Linked DNA regions of Homo sapiens: region 1 is linked to region 2. A link is an interaction called in ENCODE POLR2A ChIA-PET data of the cell type or tissue named here. Cell type or tissue: OCI-LY7. All regions are shown on one strand. Each heading gives the region's core, and the rest is flanking DNA. Links, peaks and the distances in the headings are about the cores only. Region 1 overlaps NATD1 (N-acetyltransferase domain containing 1). Region 2 has its middle 25 kb from the start of LINC01563.

Region 1 (8,321 bases), core at 83-8,082, 150 kb after region 2:
CAAAAGAGCTGACTTCCTGGAGGCCAGGGCAGGAGCATCTGCCACAGGTCAAGGGGCAGGGATGTCGGGGGTACTCAGGATGGTGACCCCTCCTGGTCCATGCTGTGACCCACAGCAGGGGTTTCGAGGAGACTCCGGGGCTCGGGGACCCCCATCGGCAGGCTGCCAGGCCTCCCTGCACATGCAGGTCTCCGTGGTCCTGCGTCCAGGCAGGAAGGCCCCTGGGCTGCTGTTGCTGGAGAAGGAATGTGGGGGGTCTCGGTGCCAAGACTGGGGATAGCAAGGAGGTGAGTGGGAAATGCAACCACAGGCCAGCCAGCGCCCGTGCATGGAGTCAAAGGGAGGAGTCAGCATGGTGACCACTGCCCCTGCACCGGGGGAGGAAGGCATGGGGGTCCTGGTGAACCTCTCCCTGTACTGCCCAGAGCCCAGCCTGACTCCCCCCGAAGCCGGGTAGGGATGCATCACTCCGACTAACAAATGTCTCAGCCCTAAAGGGCCCCTGGCTCCAGGTCACCCTCCAGCTCTACAGAAGGGCAGGGACGAATCTGATCCTTGTTAGCACTGACACAAGAGGGCGGGACCTGAGTCAGCCCCAGGGGAAGCCAGCATGCCCTGGAAAGGCTGGTCCCACCAAAGCATGCTAGTGTGTCTCCCAGGCTGCACCCAGGAAGGCTGGGTTGGGGAGGAGCCCAGGGCCAGATGGGCAGCAAAGTGTATCCGGCTGTAGCCAGCCACAAAAGAGGACACTGATGTCTGGCAGCAGCACAGAAACCCCTGTGGCTGATGTTTCTTCCTCTTGGATGCTGAGGGTGGTTTTTGGAGAATAGTCAGCTTCACTCCCACCCCAGCCCCAAGGCATCTCCTCGGAGAAGGCTCAGGCAGGTGGCCAAGGCCAGCAAGGGGCGGGCCTGCAGCTGCTCAGGCCCCCTTGGATCTCCTCCTGGCAGACAGGGGTATAGGGGATAGCAGCCCATGGGGATGGGGCCTTGGTTTCCTGCAGAACCTACACGAGAGGCCAAAAAAAAGATGGGGGTACCAAGGAGAGGAAAACACCCCCGGCACCCACCACCAGCCCGCCTGTAGACTGCATCCTGTGTGTTCACATGTGTGAACCGCACGTACGGTTGAGCCTGGCCAGTGCTCAGTCCTTCACTCTGCTGGTCTCTGTCAGGGAGAGCTGACCCTTTCCAGGGCCCTGCCTGCACTGGGCATGGGGGTCTGAGAAAGGGGCAGCACCGCTGGCAGGTGGGGTCTGGCACTGCCACCCTCAGAAGCTGGCACACGAGGTTTCTTATTGCTCCTCTTGGCTCTGGAGCACACCTTCTTAATTTCCAGAAAGGACACAGGCCCAGGAGAGGTGGCAGCAGGGGTCCCACACTGGCCCTCCTGCTGATCTCCAAGTGGAGCCCGGTGGGCAGGATGCAGGCTGGCTCTAGCCCCTACGTGTGACCCACAGGCCTCCCACGAAGCCGCTGGTCTCTGCAGAGTGAGAGGTGCCGGGACTACCTGGCCTCCTTGCCGCCTCGGTTACCGGGTCACCGCCCATCATTGGTCAGCTGCCTCCAGGGATCTGGACGTGGGGCACAGATGAGTGTCCTTACAAAAATAACTCTGAGTCTGTTCCCAGTGGGACCAGGTTCCTGAGAGCACGTGGGGCCAGGCAAAGGCCACGTGGAAGAGTCCGGCAGGGAGCGCTCCCGCCTGCAGGCCAGGGTTACGGCTGCAGGCGCTCCAGGTACTGCGGCAGGGGGTTCTCCTTGACGTACTTCTGGATGTACCAGCAGGTGAGATGGGCCTTCAGGTCCTCCTCCACCACGAAGTCCAGGGCGGCCTGGGAGCCGGGCAGAGAGGAGAGTGGTCAGGGCCTGCAGCCGGCACCAGAAGGTAGCATTGTCTGCTGCCTCCCCAGGCCCGGCTCCCTGGCCACCCTTCCACTTTGCCCAGGTCAGTAACTCCCTTGAGTTTCAGTGTCACCTGGGATGATCCCCACAGACTGGTCCGGTACACAAGGAAAAAACACATCACCTCTCCCCTACAAGCCCCCTTGCCCCAGGCAGCATGGAGGACAAAGGTTGCCCTGCAATTCTCCTGGCGGGGTGGGGGTGGAGGAGGGGAAGCCGGCAGACGGCCCAGCTAAGTCCCAGCAGCAGCCCTCAGGGGAGTGACGGTCATTCTTTGCTCTGGCTGTAACTCCCTTCATTAAGCCCAAACCTGCTCTCCAGGCAGCCTGGGGTTTGGGATGCCCTGAGGATGAAGGGGTTGGGGGCAGGAATGGGGCTCCTGTGAAGCACCTGCCACACAGGAGGTGTGTGAGGATCTTGGAGGCTCAGCCACGCCAGGGTCTTGCAGAACAGGAGCCTGGGCCCAGAAAGGCGGCCACTGGCCCAGAGAGGACCCAGGGCCAAGAAGCAGGCTGAAGTGGCCACCAGGGCCACCGTCTCCTCGGAGCGAAGGTGGCAGCCCCCATGTCCCCGTCCCCGCTTGGCCCTGCCACCTGCCTGCCCTACCTTGGCAAGGTGCTTGGCGATGCCACGCCCACGGTAGGCATCTGGGACCTCGGTGTGCTGCAGGTCCACGATCCGCTTGCCCACGTACTCATAGAGCAGGACGGCCCGGTCATGACATCCTGGGGGTTGTGGAGACAGGTAAGCCTATGCTGACTCCCATCCCAGCGGACTCAGGCACCAAGACGGGTGGAGGGACAGGCATTTGGAGTCATTCAGCTGCTACAGCTGAATCCTGAATAACCTCTCAGTGCCTCAGTCTCCTCATCCATAAAGTGGAGGTACAATAAAATGTCCTTCATAGGGTGGTTTGGAGGATTAAATGAGGTAACCTCTGTGACGTGCTTACAGCCATGCCTAGAACACTTGAGCCCCACATGAACCTTTGCTACTGCGTCAGTCCTAGCATCCCAGGGCCCTGCCACCCCTTTCTGTAGCCCTGCTCCCTGCATCCCCACCCCACCACATCCCTGGATCTGGGAGTCCCAGAACCCAGCACTGGACACAGAACAGGGCTCAGCAAATCTGCAACTAAGGCAGAGCATGAAGAGATTAGAGAGGCAGCGCTGCGCCACGCATCAGGACCACCTGCTGGACCCTGAGAGAGACGCAGCAGGAAAGATCAGAGGCCTGTGGTAGAGTTCATGAGAAACTGACGCTGGGCACAGGAGGCAGGAACAAACGGGTTTTCACACTCCACCAGGCCTGCCAAGCCTGGAGCTCACCAGTCCACCCCAAACTGCTGCTGGGCAAACAATTAACTGAACTTTTTCCTAATCACAGTTTTTAGTGTCTCATCTATTTGTCTCTCCACCTACCCATCCATCAACCCACCCATCCACTTATCCATCCACCAAATGTTTCCTGAGCCCCAGGTACTGTTTCAGATGCTGGGAGTATAGCAACAAACAAGCTAGACATGGAGTCCTACCCCCATGAAACCGGAAGGGGAGAAAGAGAATAAACATGAAAAGCAAGTGATGTGTAGGATGCCAGGGAATGGGGGCAGGTGAAGACAGGAAGGAGAGGGCACCAGCCATTCTGAGGGAACAGTGTTCTGGGCAGAGGGAACAGCCAGTGCAAAGGCTCTGAGGCAGGAGTAGGCCTGAATGAGGGGCCGCTGGAGTGGGGTGGGTGAGGGGAAGGGCAGAGATGGGGGCAGGGAGGTGATAGGGCAGGTCCTGCAGAGCCTCCTAAGCCTTCTGAGCTGGGCGCCACTAGAAGGCCCTCAGCAAAGGGACAGATGTGATTCACTCTTTAAAATCATGCTGTGTTTCATGAGTTTTAACTTCAAAGCCCCAGAAAATCTGCCCTTAAAGCCTGTGCTGGGCAACACGAGGGGAAGGCTGACAGGCCAAGAGGTCCAACCACTAGTCCAGGGCCACCGGAACTGGGGCCAACGGCAGCAAGGAGGCCTTCTGGCTCTTGGTATCTCCTTTGATTCTCCCCAAAGCCTCAGGAGAGTGGCTACAATTCATCTCCCCATTTCCAGATGAGGAACTACTGAGATGCAGGGATCCAAGTCACACAGCAGGCCAAGATGACGCTGGAGCCCAGGCCTGCAGGTCCTGAGCCACAGCCATTCTTTCTGCTCCACCGACACACCTGCTACTTCCTGCACCCGCCATCGCCTAGGCACTTCCCTCTGCCTGATGCCCTTTCTCCGTTCCTGCCAGGCCCAGCTGAGGGTTCCCCAGCCCCACTCCCCTCATGCCTGCAGCCCCGCCCCCACACCAGCCCTGCTGCCTCCTCCTTGTGGGCCTGACTGTCCTTCTGTGGACTATGCCTGCCACCCTGGCCAAGGCCCAGCTGTGGCCACTGCCGCCTGTCCTGGCTGCACAGCAAGGGATGTGGTTCTTGGCTCCCCACCTGCTGGGGTTAATTCAACTCACCCAGGACAGGAGAGCAGAGATCGGAGGCTATTCTGGGACTGACTCCGTCACCAAGGGAGCTGCCTACCTAGCCTGGCCATTTAATTACCCCAGGCTCATTGAGGGCCTACTGTGTCCCAGTAGGGTTTGGGCTGCAGGGCAGGCAGCAGCGAACAAAACTGATGAAACTCTTCCTCATGGAGATCTTACGTACTGATGAAGACACACAATAAGTAATATCATTATAAATAATACAGGGGCCAGGCACGGTGACCCACTCCTATAATCCCAGCACTTTGGGAGGCCGAGGTGGGTGGATCACCTGAGTTCAGGAGTTCGAGACCAGCCTGGCCAACATGGTGAAACCCCATCTCTACTAAAGATACAAAAATTAGCCAGAAATGGTAGCGGGTGCTTGTAATCCCAGCTACTTGGGAGGCTGAGGCAGGAGAATCACTTGAACCCGGGAGGCAGAGGTTGCAGTGAGCTGAGACCGCATCATTGCACTCCAGGCTGGGCAACAAGGGCAAAACTCCATCTCAAAAAAAAAAGAAAAAAAAAAAAAAAGCTGAGCATGGTGGTACACACCTATGGTCCCGGCTATTTGGGAGGCTGAGGCGGGAGAATCACTTGAGCCCAGGAGTTTGGGGCTGTAGTGAGATATGATTGTTATCACTGCATTCCAGCCTGGGTGACAGAGTGAGACCCTGTCTCTAAATAAATACATACATCACAGAGGCCACACAGGTGATAAGCTGACAGGTGCCAAGGATCACTATACAGCAGAGGAGGGGTGGGGAGGGGCAGGGCTGCCACTGTAAAGAGGGCATACAAGGACCCCAAAGGACATGTGGGGTATGAGCCGCCCACTGGTGAGAACAGCACGTGCAAAGGCCCTGGGGTAGGAGGTTGAAGGAAGAGCAAGGAGGCCAGAGTGGCTGGGCCCAAACAAGCCGGGAGTGAGGGTTGGGAAACCAAGTCAGAGATCCTGGGGCCAGACCACACAGGGCCCTGCAAGCCACCAAAAAAACCTCAGCTTTTGCTCCAGCAGTCTCTGCAGAGCAGGGAGGTGGATACAAGAAGCCTGGCAAGCTCATTACTACTCCTCTGTGCACACCCTGCGTCAGTGTTTCTGGAGTAGCCACCTGGGCCATGGATGGACCTGACCCTGGGAGTCCTCAGAACTTCTCTGCCTCCCATTGACCCTCAGTGATCGCACAGCTCAGCCACTACCATATTCCAGGCACCCAGCTCGGCGTAGACACCCAAGAAATGTTTGTCCAACTAAAACAACTGCTTTCTGTCTTTGCCAGACACACACTAGGGCCTTGTGGCAGACCTGTGGACAACTGGCTGGACCAGCATGCTGGCCTTCCCACAGCCAGGCCTGCACCTCAGGCTGTGGCTCCCAGGAGACAGCAGGACAGAAGCGGTGGTGGCCCAAGCGTGTGCAGCCCCAGCACAGGGCAGGCTCGTGCTCTGCTCTCTCCACACAACGATCCTCACAACCATCCCACTAAACACGATTCTCACAGCCCCATGTACAGATGGGGAAACCGAGGCCCAGGAGGGAGGAAGGTGGTGGTGATCATCCCGGGACAGGTCAGTTCTCTGGGGCAGAGAGGTGTCGGGACTGGGGTAAGATCACCTGGCAGAGTTGAGACTGGAACTGAGGGCCCTGCCCTGCCCTAAGCTTGCTCCTGTGGCTCCCAAGTGACAAGTCCTGCCCCCCTGTGCTAGTCTGAGGTCTGGAGCTCTCAAGGCAGCTCTTAGAGCCTAGCCCAGATAAGGGCCTATGGCCTGGACCAGGCCTAGAGGCTATGCCTGTGTCACTGTGAGCCGAGACAGCAGGATCCACAGTGCCCAGAAGTGAAAGCGTGGCTGACAGTGCTACCCTGGTGTCCTGCTGTCCCGTCATGGGTGCTGCGGGCAGTCAGGGGAGGCCTCTGGGCAGGTGACGTTTGGGCTCACCTGGAATGAGAGTCACGGAGGTGTATGGAGTTGACTGGGGATAGGGCTGAGTCAAAGGAGGGTCTTCAGGCTGAAAGGGGAACAGAGGGCATCTGGGGTGGCCACGGTGGTGGTGGGGCTGTATGTGAGGAAAAGACCGAGTTTAAATGGACACCCTACATGGGCCAGACCACATGGCACTGGGCCAGCGAGGAGCCAGGCTCCTGGGCAGCAACCTCGGAGCATCTGGCCAGGACCTGAACCCCACCTTGGAGGGCCTTCAAAGGCCACCCAGTCACAAGTGTTACACCCATGACACAGGCCACAAATGCAATACCGGTCCTCACGCTCAACTCCTTGTCCTGCCCCAAACCTGCCTGGACATCCCAGGAAAATGCCCAAGTCCCCAAAGCTTGACCAAGGTCCTTGGCTCCTCCTCACCTTTTCTCATCTGACCTGACCCTCGGCAGGACCGTGGACATGGCTTTCTAAACATGCCTGGGGTCCAGCTGCCTCTCTGGCCTCCCTGCCTTGGTGGCTGCTCCCCTGCCTGTCACCTTTCTGCCCAGGGCCTCCGGGGACCCTTCCTTCTCATTTCAGGTGAGCCCAAAGGTCACGTGCCCAGAAGCCTCCCCTGACCACCCGCAGCCCCCATGATGGGACAGCAGGACACCAGGGTAGCACTGTCAGCCACGCTTTCACTTCTGGGCACTGTGGATCCTGCTGTCTCGGCTCACAGTGACATAGGCATAGCCTCTGGGCCTGGCCCAGGCCCTTATCTGGGCAGCTCTAAGAGCTGCCTTGAGAACTCCAGACCTCAGACTAGCACAGGGGGGCAAGACTTGTCACTTGGGAGCCACAGGAGCAAGCCTAGGGCAGGGCAGGGCCCTCAGTTCCAGTCTCAACTCTGCCAGGTGATCTTATGCCAGTCCTGACACCCCTCTGCCCCAGAGACCTCACCTGTCCCTGGATGATCACTACCACCCTCCTCCCTCCTGGGCCTGAGAACCCCACCAGCATCACGTGACTGGTTTGGGAAAAGTTAAAGCTACACTGCTCGTGGGGGACCCGTCCCTGGGTCTCTGCACCCCCATGCTCTCTCTGCCCCTCCTGAACCTCGGGACCAAAGGGGGCCAGGAAATTGTCAGGGGAGGCGATCACAGAGAAAGACCAAAGCTTGCAGACAGGGGACAGGGGCAGGACCTCTGGGAGATGTGGAGTCTGCAGAAGACATTGACCTCTGCTTTCTCCACTCGGCCCACACTGACCCCGCAAGGAGAGCTGGCAGATCAAAACGCGAATATACAGATGAGGAGACTGAGGTAGACGGAGGCAGAGCCCAGGCGCCAGAGCTGTGGCACGGGACAAGGACAAGCAGACACCCTGGCCGGCTTTTCTGGCACCTCTGTAAGTAGAGCCTGGATCAGGGAGGTGCCACATGTTGGTGGTTCATTGGTAGATTAGGCAGAGGGAGCTGTGAGCCTGGAGAAGCTCAACCATACGTCCCTCCCCTCCCCAGAGGACCCTGGTCCAGCCCAGCCCAACACAGCCAGCGGCCTCATATTGGGGCTGTGATCTGAGCACCTCCCAAAGCCTGGGGCTGTGATCTTAGCTCCACTGCATCCAGGGGTGCTGAGGGAGGCCAGGGGCAGCAGCTGACTCTCTGGGGCCTCAGTCTTCCTGGCTGCAAAATGGGGGTTAGGGAGGACGCAGAAAGTTCCAGGGTTCTGCACCCCTCAAGTGTTCCTTTCCTTGCAGCAAGTGGGACACTCAGCCCTGCCTGTGAGGGAAAGGGAAGGCTAAGGAAGGGGCTGCCCAGGAGGTGGGGGTCTCTTCCAGCTGCCTCCAACCTTCAGAAACCGTCCTCAGATGGAGGCCGGGGGCTTGATTCTGGCTTAGCTGCCTACAGGCTGTGCGCCTTGGTTTCCCCATCTATAAAGTAATGACAAGCTTGCATTTCAGAACCAGGATATGGCATCAGACAAGCCTGAGC
Region 2 (8,321 bases), core at 4-8,003:
ATGACTTGAGACCAGGAGGCAGTGGTTGCAATGAACCATGACTGTGCCACTGCCACTGCACTCTAGCCTGGGCAACTGTCTCCAAAAAAAAAAAAAAGAAAAGAAAGGCCAGGTGCAGTGGCTCATGCCTGTAATCCCAGCACTTTGGGAGGTTGAGGCAGGAGGATCACTTGAGGCCAGGAGTTTGAGACCAGCCTGGCCAACATGGTAAAACCCTGAATCTACTAAAAATACAAAAATTAGCTGGGCGTGGTGGCACATGCCTGTAGTCCCAGCTACTCTGGAAGCTGAGGCATGAGAATCACTTGAACCTGGGAGGCAGAGGTTGCAGTGAGCCATGGCTGCGCCACTGCTCTCCAGCCTGGGTGACAAAGCAAGACTGTCTCAAAAAATAATAAATAAAAAGAAAGAAAAGAAAAGAAGAATAGGATAAGTTGGGTGGGGAAGGAGAGGGCCCCATTACAACTGTTAATCACTCCAAAACTTAGTGGCTTAGCACGACGACATTTTGCTTTACTTTTTCGTGGTTCTGGAAATTGGTTGGTATAGTTCTCTCAGGATCTCTGATACAGTTGCAGGGAGATAGGGGCTGGTACTTGATTCATCTTAAAGGCTTCACTGAAATATCTACCGGTTGACACTAGTTGTTGGCTGGGCCCTCAGCTGGGGCTGTTGACCAGAACACTCCATGTTGCCTCTTCATGTAGCCCGGACTTCCTGATAGCACAGCAGCTGGGTTCCAACAGCAAGTCTGGGGCTACACTTCCTGGGAACAAGGAAGAAGCTATCTCACCCGGACTTGGAAGTGACATGGCCTCACTTTCACCATAGTCACAAGCCCTCCCAGATTGAAGTGGAGAGGTTCTACCTCTCAACAGAAGTGTCAAAGTCACCTTGCAGGAAAGAGGATGTGGGATGGGAGATATCACTGTGGCCATTTTGGAAAACACCATCTGCCACAAAGACCTGTAAGGGCCTAAGTACTGAAGAGATTACACTCATCCCACCACCCAAATGTATTTCAAATACAAACAACTCTAGACCATAAAATAGGGGCAATGCAGCCCAATAAAGTATGAACTTCCTGTAACTCCTTCCATGCTTTTTTTGCTGGTGGTGGAAGGGACAGGGTGTCAACCATCAAATACTGTAGCGATATATTCTTTTTTTTTTTTTTTTTTTTGAGACGGAGTCTCGTTCTGTCGGCCAGGCTGGAGTGCAGTGGCATGATCTCGGCTCACTGCAAACTCCGCCTTCTGGGTTCATGCCATTCTCCTGCCTCAGCCTCCCAAGTAGCTGGGACTACAGGAGCCCCCCACCACACCCGGCTAATTTTTTTGTATATTTTTAGTAGAGACGGGGTTTCACCATGTTAGCCAGGATGGTCTCAATCTCCTGACCTCATGATCTGCCCGCCTCAGCCTCCCAAAGTTCTGGGATTACAGGCTTGAGCCACCACGCCCAGCCATCAAATACTGTAGAGATATATTCTTTTTCTTCACTCTCTTTTTTCTTAGGGGGTTGCCTCTGCTTTGCTGGTGCCCTAAGTGTGTGCTCAAACTATATGGTGGATGCTCCAGCCTGGGGTAAGGGTGTTTTGGGCAGAGGGAGGAGAACATGAAAATAAGTTAAACAGCAAGATTAGGTACACTTGGATGGGTAGAAACCAGAGGGAGAATGGTGAGACACGATGCTGGAAGGCTGATAAGAAACAGATCAGGAAGAGCCTTGTGGGCCAATCATAATACTGAGCATCAATAACAATAGCACGCATTCTGTTGTTCTTAGTATTCTAAGCACTTTTCATAAGCACACATTTAACCACTCAACAACCCTGAGAGATAGGTAATATGATGGTTTTTTTTTTTCTGAGACAGTCTTGCTCTGTCGCCCAGACTGGAGTGCAGTGGCGTGATCTTGGCTCACTGCTACCTCTCCTGGGTTCAAGCCATTCTCCTGTCTCAGCCTCCCAAGTAGCTGGGATTACAGGCGAGCGCCACCACTCCCGGCTAATTTTTTTTTTTCAGTAGAGACGGAGTTTTGCCACATTGGCCAGGCTGCGATTATTTCATTTTATGGATGAGTTAAACTGGTTAAATACTTTCTTCAGGCTCACACTGCTAGTAAGAGGCAGAAATGTGATTTGTGCCCAGGAAGTCTGGCCCCAGAACCTGCTCCCTTAACTGCATATTACTAATCAAAGGAGTGTGCACTTCAGCCTGAAGGTGAAAGTGAGTGATTTCCTAGAATATGAAATTTGATTAAAACAAAAGTAGAGAATTTCACTAAAACCTTCTGGCCTGATTTTGGATACCTTGGGAAATACAAACTCAAGAATGAAATGTTACATCCTTTTTTTAAGGTATACTATACATATGATTGTAACTCATGCCTGTAATCCCAACATTTTGGGAGGCCGTGGCGGGAGGATCACTTGAGGCCAGGAGTTTGAGACCAGCCCGGCCAACATAGTGAAACCCTGTCTCCACTAAAAATACAAAAATTAGCCGGGAGTGGTGGCTCACGCCTGTAGTCCCAGCTACTCAGGAGGCTGACGCAGGAGAATCACTTGAACCCGGGAGGCAGAGATGGCAGTGAGCCGAGATCGCACCACTGCACTCCAGCCTGGGCGACGGAGCGAAACTCCATCTCAAAAAACAACAAAACATCAATCTTAAGAGTACAAACTTACGAGTTTTATACATGTGCACACCCATATAATCATTACTCGAATATCACAGACATGATGTTGGGTGAAAGAAGCCAGATGCAAAGCGTACCCCTTCATGAAGTCCAGGAACTGGTGATGGAGGTGCTAGAGGACAGAAGAGTGGTTATCTGGGGCTAGGCATAGTGACTGGGAGAAGGGCATGAGAGAGCCTCGGGGTGTGGAAACCGGCTTTTCGGGTCTGCAAGGGTCGCTGGGAAGTGTAGTCTTTTGTTGGGGGCGGAATGAGCTGCTAAAAGGCAGGGTCCTTTTACACCAACGTTGATAGAGATCGATATTTATTCCTGCTACACTGACAAAAAGGAATTGTACACGAAGAAAAAAGGCAGACATTTAGAGAAGAGGAATTAACGGGCAGGTTCATAGGAGGGCTGCTAGAATCTATCAATCTCACACTACCGTTTCCTTTTTCTTTTTTTTTTTCTTTTTCTTTTTGGACCTTGCGTCTTTTCGCGCCAAAGTCCTAGAGACAGAGCCTGATTGGCCCAGCCACGACCTGTGCCCATCCATTGGTGGAGACCTCTTGATTAACAATCTTTCAAATTTCCGGAGCGACCGAGGGACTGACTGACAGCCTCGGGAGCTTACGCGCATCCCTGAAGCGGGCGCCAGCAAGTCCTTGGGGAAAACGCTGCCTGTACCCAAACCATAACCACGCGCTTGTCCCCTGCGAAGTGCTTCCCGAAAGACCCCCAAGGCAATTTTAAAGTTGCGGACACCTGAACCTGCTCCAGAGCTGGCTGGAAGCAGGAGCTGCCTCCCCAGGATGGGGCAGAATTTGCATCTCTCCACTTTCAATTTAAGGTGAACAAAGCAGAAAAGCAAGTAACTTATCACGATCAAAATGCAACATCTGATTCCCTTACACCTACCAGGAGGACAGTGCCTATTCCACACAGAGCCAGAAACCTGGAGAGAGGAAACAAAGAATGTAAGTGAATTCTAGGCAGCAAGCATTTTTCCATCCCTCAGCTAAGAGCCCTGCCACCACCTGTCCGTCTTCAGTAATACACTGGTTGACACTTTTTGAGACCCCAATATAGCGCTGAGCACTGCCCAACCTAAAAATGACTATTATTTTCCAGTCACTTTTTTTTTTTTTTTTTTTTTTTTTTTTGGCAGAGTCTTGCTCTGTTGTCCACGCTGGAGTGCAGTGGCGTGATCTCGGGATCTCGGCTCACTGCAACCTCCACCCCCCCGGGTTCAAGCGATTCTCCTGCCTCAGCCTCCCGAGTAGCTGGGATCACAAACTCGCGCCACCACGCCTGGCTAATTTTTGTATTTTTAGTAGAGACGGGGTTTCACCATGTTGGTCAGGCTGGTCTCAAACTCATGACGTCATGATCCACCCGCCTGGGCCTCCCAAAGTGCTAGGATTACAGGCGTAAGCCACTGCGTCCGGCCTAATTTTTTGTATTTTTAGTAGAGACAGAGTTTCACTATGTTGGCCAGGCTGGTCTCGAACTCCTCAGGTGAGCCGTCTGCCTCGGCCTCCCAAAGTGCTGGGATTACAAGCCTGAGCCACTGCGCCAGGCCCAGAGTCACTTTATAGATAAAAAGCCCTATAACTTCAAAGATCAATACCTAAATTACAAGGGGAAATTAAGTATTCATAAACAGATTAAAATATGCTTTAAAGTTCCATGTAACCATAACCTTTCTTCAAAAGGTTATTAATGCTTAATCTGTGCCAAAAAGTCACATTGAATATACATAGAATTTATGTTCTTTGTAGCAAGATTCAGGGTGGTTTGGATAATTAAGACGAATATGTGAGTAATTGTTCCTGAAGGCTCCATGTGTTTGGAGCTATAAGAATATTCCACATTCTGAGAATGTGGAAATTACTTTCAGTCTGGGAAAGGAGGCAGGGTTAGGGAAGCCTTCATGCAGGAGGTGGTATGACAACATCATCACTTCCTCAGTATTTCTGTATTGCAGTCAATAAATGTCTGTATGAAAAGCACATAGCACCGTGGCAACAAACTAGATACAGCTCTTGCCCTCTAGAAAAAGGGGGAACATACTCCACCAAAGATGAGGTACAGTGTGTGCCAAACAATGTGCCTATACTTCCTGCTGAATTACAGTTATTTTATTTATTTATTTATTTTGAGATGGAGTTTTGCTCTTGTTGCCTAGGCTGGAGTGCAATGGCACGATCTCGGCTCACTGCAACCTCCGCCTCCCGGATTCAAGTGATGCTCCTGCCTCAGCCTCCCAAGTAGCTGGGATTACAGGCATGTGCCACCACGCCCGGCTAATTCTGTATTTTTGGTAGAGATGGGGTTTCTCCATGTTAGGCTGGTCTCGAACTCCCAACCTCAGGTGATCTGCCCACCTCAGCCGCCCAAAGTGCTGGGATTACAGGTGTGAGCCACCGCGCCCAGCCTACACTTTTTTTTGGTTGTGGTTTTTTTTTTTTTTTTTTTTTTTTTTCTTGGAGACAGAGTCTCGCGCTGTCCCAGGCTGGAGTGCAGTGGCGTCAGCTCTGCAACCTGCACCTCCTGGGTTCAAGCAATTATCCTGCCTCCCAGATTCAAGCAGTTCTCCTGCCTCAGCCTCCCGAGTAGCTGGGACTACAGGTGCACGCTGCCAAGCCCGGCTTATTTTTTGTATTTTTTAGTGGATACCGGGTTTCACTGTGTTGCCCAGGCTGTTCTCGAACTCCTGAGGTCAGGCAATCTGCCTGCCTCGGCCTCCCAAAGTGCTAGGATTACAGGCGTGAGACACCACGCCCGGCTCAGTTATTTTTTATTTATTTATTTTTTTGAGATGGAGTCTCACTCTGTCGCCCAGGCTGGAGTGCGGTGGCGCGATCTCGGCTCACTGCAGGCTCTGCCTGCCGGTTTCACGCCATTCTCCTGCCGCAGCCTCCCGAGTAGCTGGGACTACAGGCGCCCGCCACCACGCCCGGCTAATTTTTTGTATTTTTAGTAGAGACGGGGTTTCACCGTGTTAGCCAGGATGGTCTCCATCTCCTGACCTCGTGATCCGCCCGCCTTGGCCTCCCGAAGTGCTGGGTCAGTTATTTTTAACCTGTGTATTTGACCTCACTCACTAGAGCCCTGACAAAATGGTTGCTTGGGGAAAGCTATTTTTGGAAAACTTCTCCAACTATAACTCATAAGGTGTAAAACTGTCACATTTGTCCAGAACGTAATCTAAGGAAACTGTCATACAGTTCCCAAGGACATTTTCCTTTACCAGAGGCCCCTTTCAAGGTACGGCTATTGGATTACTCCAGTTGCCACCCTTGTCTTAAAGGAAAAACTCAGCTGAATTAAATTTAGCAGAGTTTATTTGAACAAGAACGATTGGCAAATCAGGTAGCCTCAGCCAGAGTAGGCTCAGGGACTCCAGTACAGCCATGTGGTGGAAGAAGATTTACAGACAGAAAAAGGAAAGTGAGGTATGGAAAATGGAAGTGAGGTACAGAAACAGCGGATTGGTTACAGCTCAGCATTTACCTTACTTGAACAGAGTTTGAACAGTAGGCCACCTTTGCATTGGCCAAAATGCAGTGACTGACACAAGAGTAGGCTACAGTCTGCTTACAACTTCATTTAGGTTATAGTTCACAATGTGCAGAGAGACCTTTAGGCCAAACTTAAAATACGTAAGGAGGCAGCTTTAGGCTAAACTTGATTTAACACTTGCAAATATACAAATATGTTCTGGTAATGATTTGCATGTTTTCTCACAGGGTAAAAGGCATTTCCGTGCAGAAAAGCAACAGCCTTAGGAGTAAGTAAAATTCCCTTAACCAATCAGTATATAAAATGTGGCCCATTCTCCAACATTTACAATGTGTTCATCATTTGTAGTTACCTGGGTTAATAAAACAGATAAATGCAGCCAGTTGTGATGGCTCACGCCTGTAATCCCAGCACTTTGGGAGGCCAAGGCAGGCAGATCACTTGAGGTCAGGAGTTTGAGACCACCCTGGCCAACATGGTGAAACCCCATCTCTACTAAAAATACAAAAATTAGCTGGGAGTGGTGGTGCATGCCTGTAGCCCCAACTAGTTGGTAGGCTGAGGCGGGAGGATAGCTTGAACCCAGGAAGCAGAGGTTGCAGCGAGCCGAGATCACTCCACTTCACTCCTGCCTGGGCGATAGAGCAAGACCCTGTCTCAAAACAAGACAAAACACAACAAAATAAAAACGCATAAATGGAATAATCAAAACTCAAGGCTGGGCAAGGTGGCACACACCTGTAATCCCAGCATTTTGGGAGGCTGAGGCAAAAGATCACTTGAGCCCAGGAGTTTGAGACCAGACCAGGCAACATAATGAGACCCCCATGTCTACAAATAATACAAAAAATTAGCTGGGCATGGTGGCATACACCTGTGGTCCCAGCTACTTGGGAGGCTGAGGTGGGAGGATTGCTCGAGCCCAGGAGTGAGCCATGATCATGCCACTGTGCTCCAGCCTAGGCAACAAGTTAAGACCCTGTGTCTTAAAAAAAAACAACAAAAATAAGCCGGGCGCGGTGGCTCATGCCTGTAATCCCAGCACTTTAGGAGGCCGAGGCGGGTGGATCACGAGATCAGGAGATCAAGACCATCCTGGCTAACATGGTGAAACTCCATCTCTACTAAAAATACAAAAAAAAAAAAAATTAGCCAGGTGTAGTGGCGGGCGCCTGTAGTCCCAGCTACTTGGGAGGCTGAGGCAGGAGAATGCCGTGAACCCAGGAGGTGGAGGTTGCAGTGAGCCAAGATTGTGCCACTGCACTCCAGCCTGGGCGACAGAACAAGACTCTGTCTCAAAAAAAAAAAAAAAAAATGGTCGGGCATGGTGGCTCACGCCTATAATCCCAGCACTTTGGGAGGCCAAGGCGGGCAGATCACAAGGTCAGGAGATTGAGACCATCCTGGCTAACACAGTGAAACCCTGTCTCTACTAAAAAATACAAAAAAATTAGCTGGGCTTGGTGGCGGGCGCCTATAGTCCCAGCTACTCGGGAGGCTGAGGCAGGAGAATGGCGTGAACCTGGGAGGGGGAGCTTGCAGTGAGCCAAGATTGTGCCACTGCACTCCAGCTTGGGGGAAGAGCGAGACTCCGTCCCCGCCCCCAAAAAAAAAACACCCACACAAAAGCTCAACTGGGAAAATTAACTGAGGCTTTTAAAATTCCTTAGCCAAAAGCTCTTCCTTCCACTGGTTCTGCTTCATCTAGGTTGACCCCCTTTTGGTAAGCACCAGCTGGGGATTTTGAATCTCCATTCAAAATCATAATCGCAGACCTATGAAATTATCTCCAGAAAACTGTACATCTGTAACAGTAAAGGGAGACAGATCCAGATATTACAATGGTCTTATGAAACAATTATAAATTACATATTAGTGAAAGAATCTTTTCATAGTGAGCTCCTGGGAAACTAAAACTGCAAGGACCACAGACTTCAACCAGCAGGTTTCGTCTATTGGAAATAACATTAAAAACAAAACTCGGTGGGGCGCAGTGGCTCATGCCTGTAATCCCAGCACTTTGGGAGGCCAAGGCAGGTGGATCACCTGAGGTCGGCAGTTTGAGACCAGCCTGACCAACATGATGAAACCCTGTCTCTACTAAAAATACAAAA

What was found. Peaks named below come from ENCODE experiments on the same cell type or tissue, not always from the same donor. Only the 100,000 strongest peaks of a DNase experiment are listed, where the experiment ranks them.
Region 1: POLR2A ChIA-PET joins it to region 2 with 18 read pairs; 4 of 35 experiments call an interaction of 5 or more read pairs at or near these places.

What each region holds. Positions count from the first base shown.
Region 1 is chr17:21,241,596-21,249,916 of GRCh38, forward strand. It overlaps NATD1 (N-acetyltransferase domain containing 1), which reads right to left. Exons shown (of 3, transcript NM_152914.3): 2 at 2,511-2,629; 3 at 1-1,834. The coding sequence ends at 1,718. Among named protein-coding and RNA genes, the nearest start is that of NATD1, 7.7 kb to the right of the region's middle. RefSeq lists enhancers at 2,471-3,213, 7,445-7,946. In OCI-LY7, for the core only: a CTCF peak has its summit at 100 (motif pointing left); a DNase peak (open chromatin) is centred at 4,146.
Region 2 is chr17:21,096,179-21,104,499 of GRCh38, forward strand. No RefSeq gene overlaps it. Among named protein-coding and RNA genes, the nearest start is that of LINC01563, 25 kb to the left of the region's middle. RefSeq lists enhancers at 2,682-3,298, 3,098-3,392, 3,299-3,916, 3,311-3,520 and a silencer at 3,098-3,392. In OCI-LY7, for the core only: a CTCF peak has its summit at 3,703; DNase peaks (open chromatin) are centred at 2,923, 3,223 and 3,723; H3K4me3 peaks cover 2,445 bases; H3K27ac peaks cover 1,954 bases.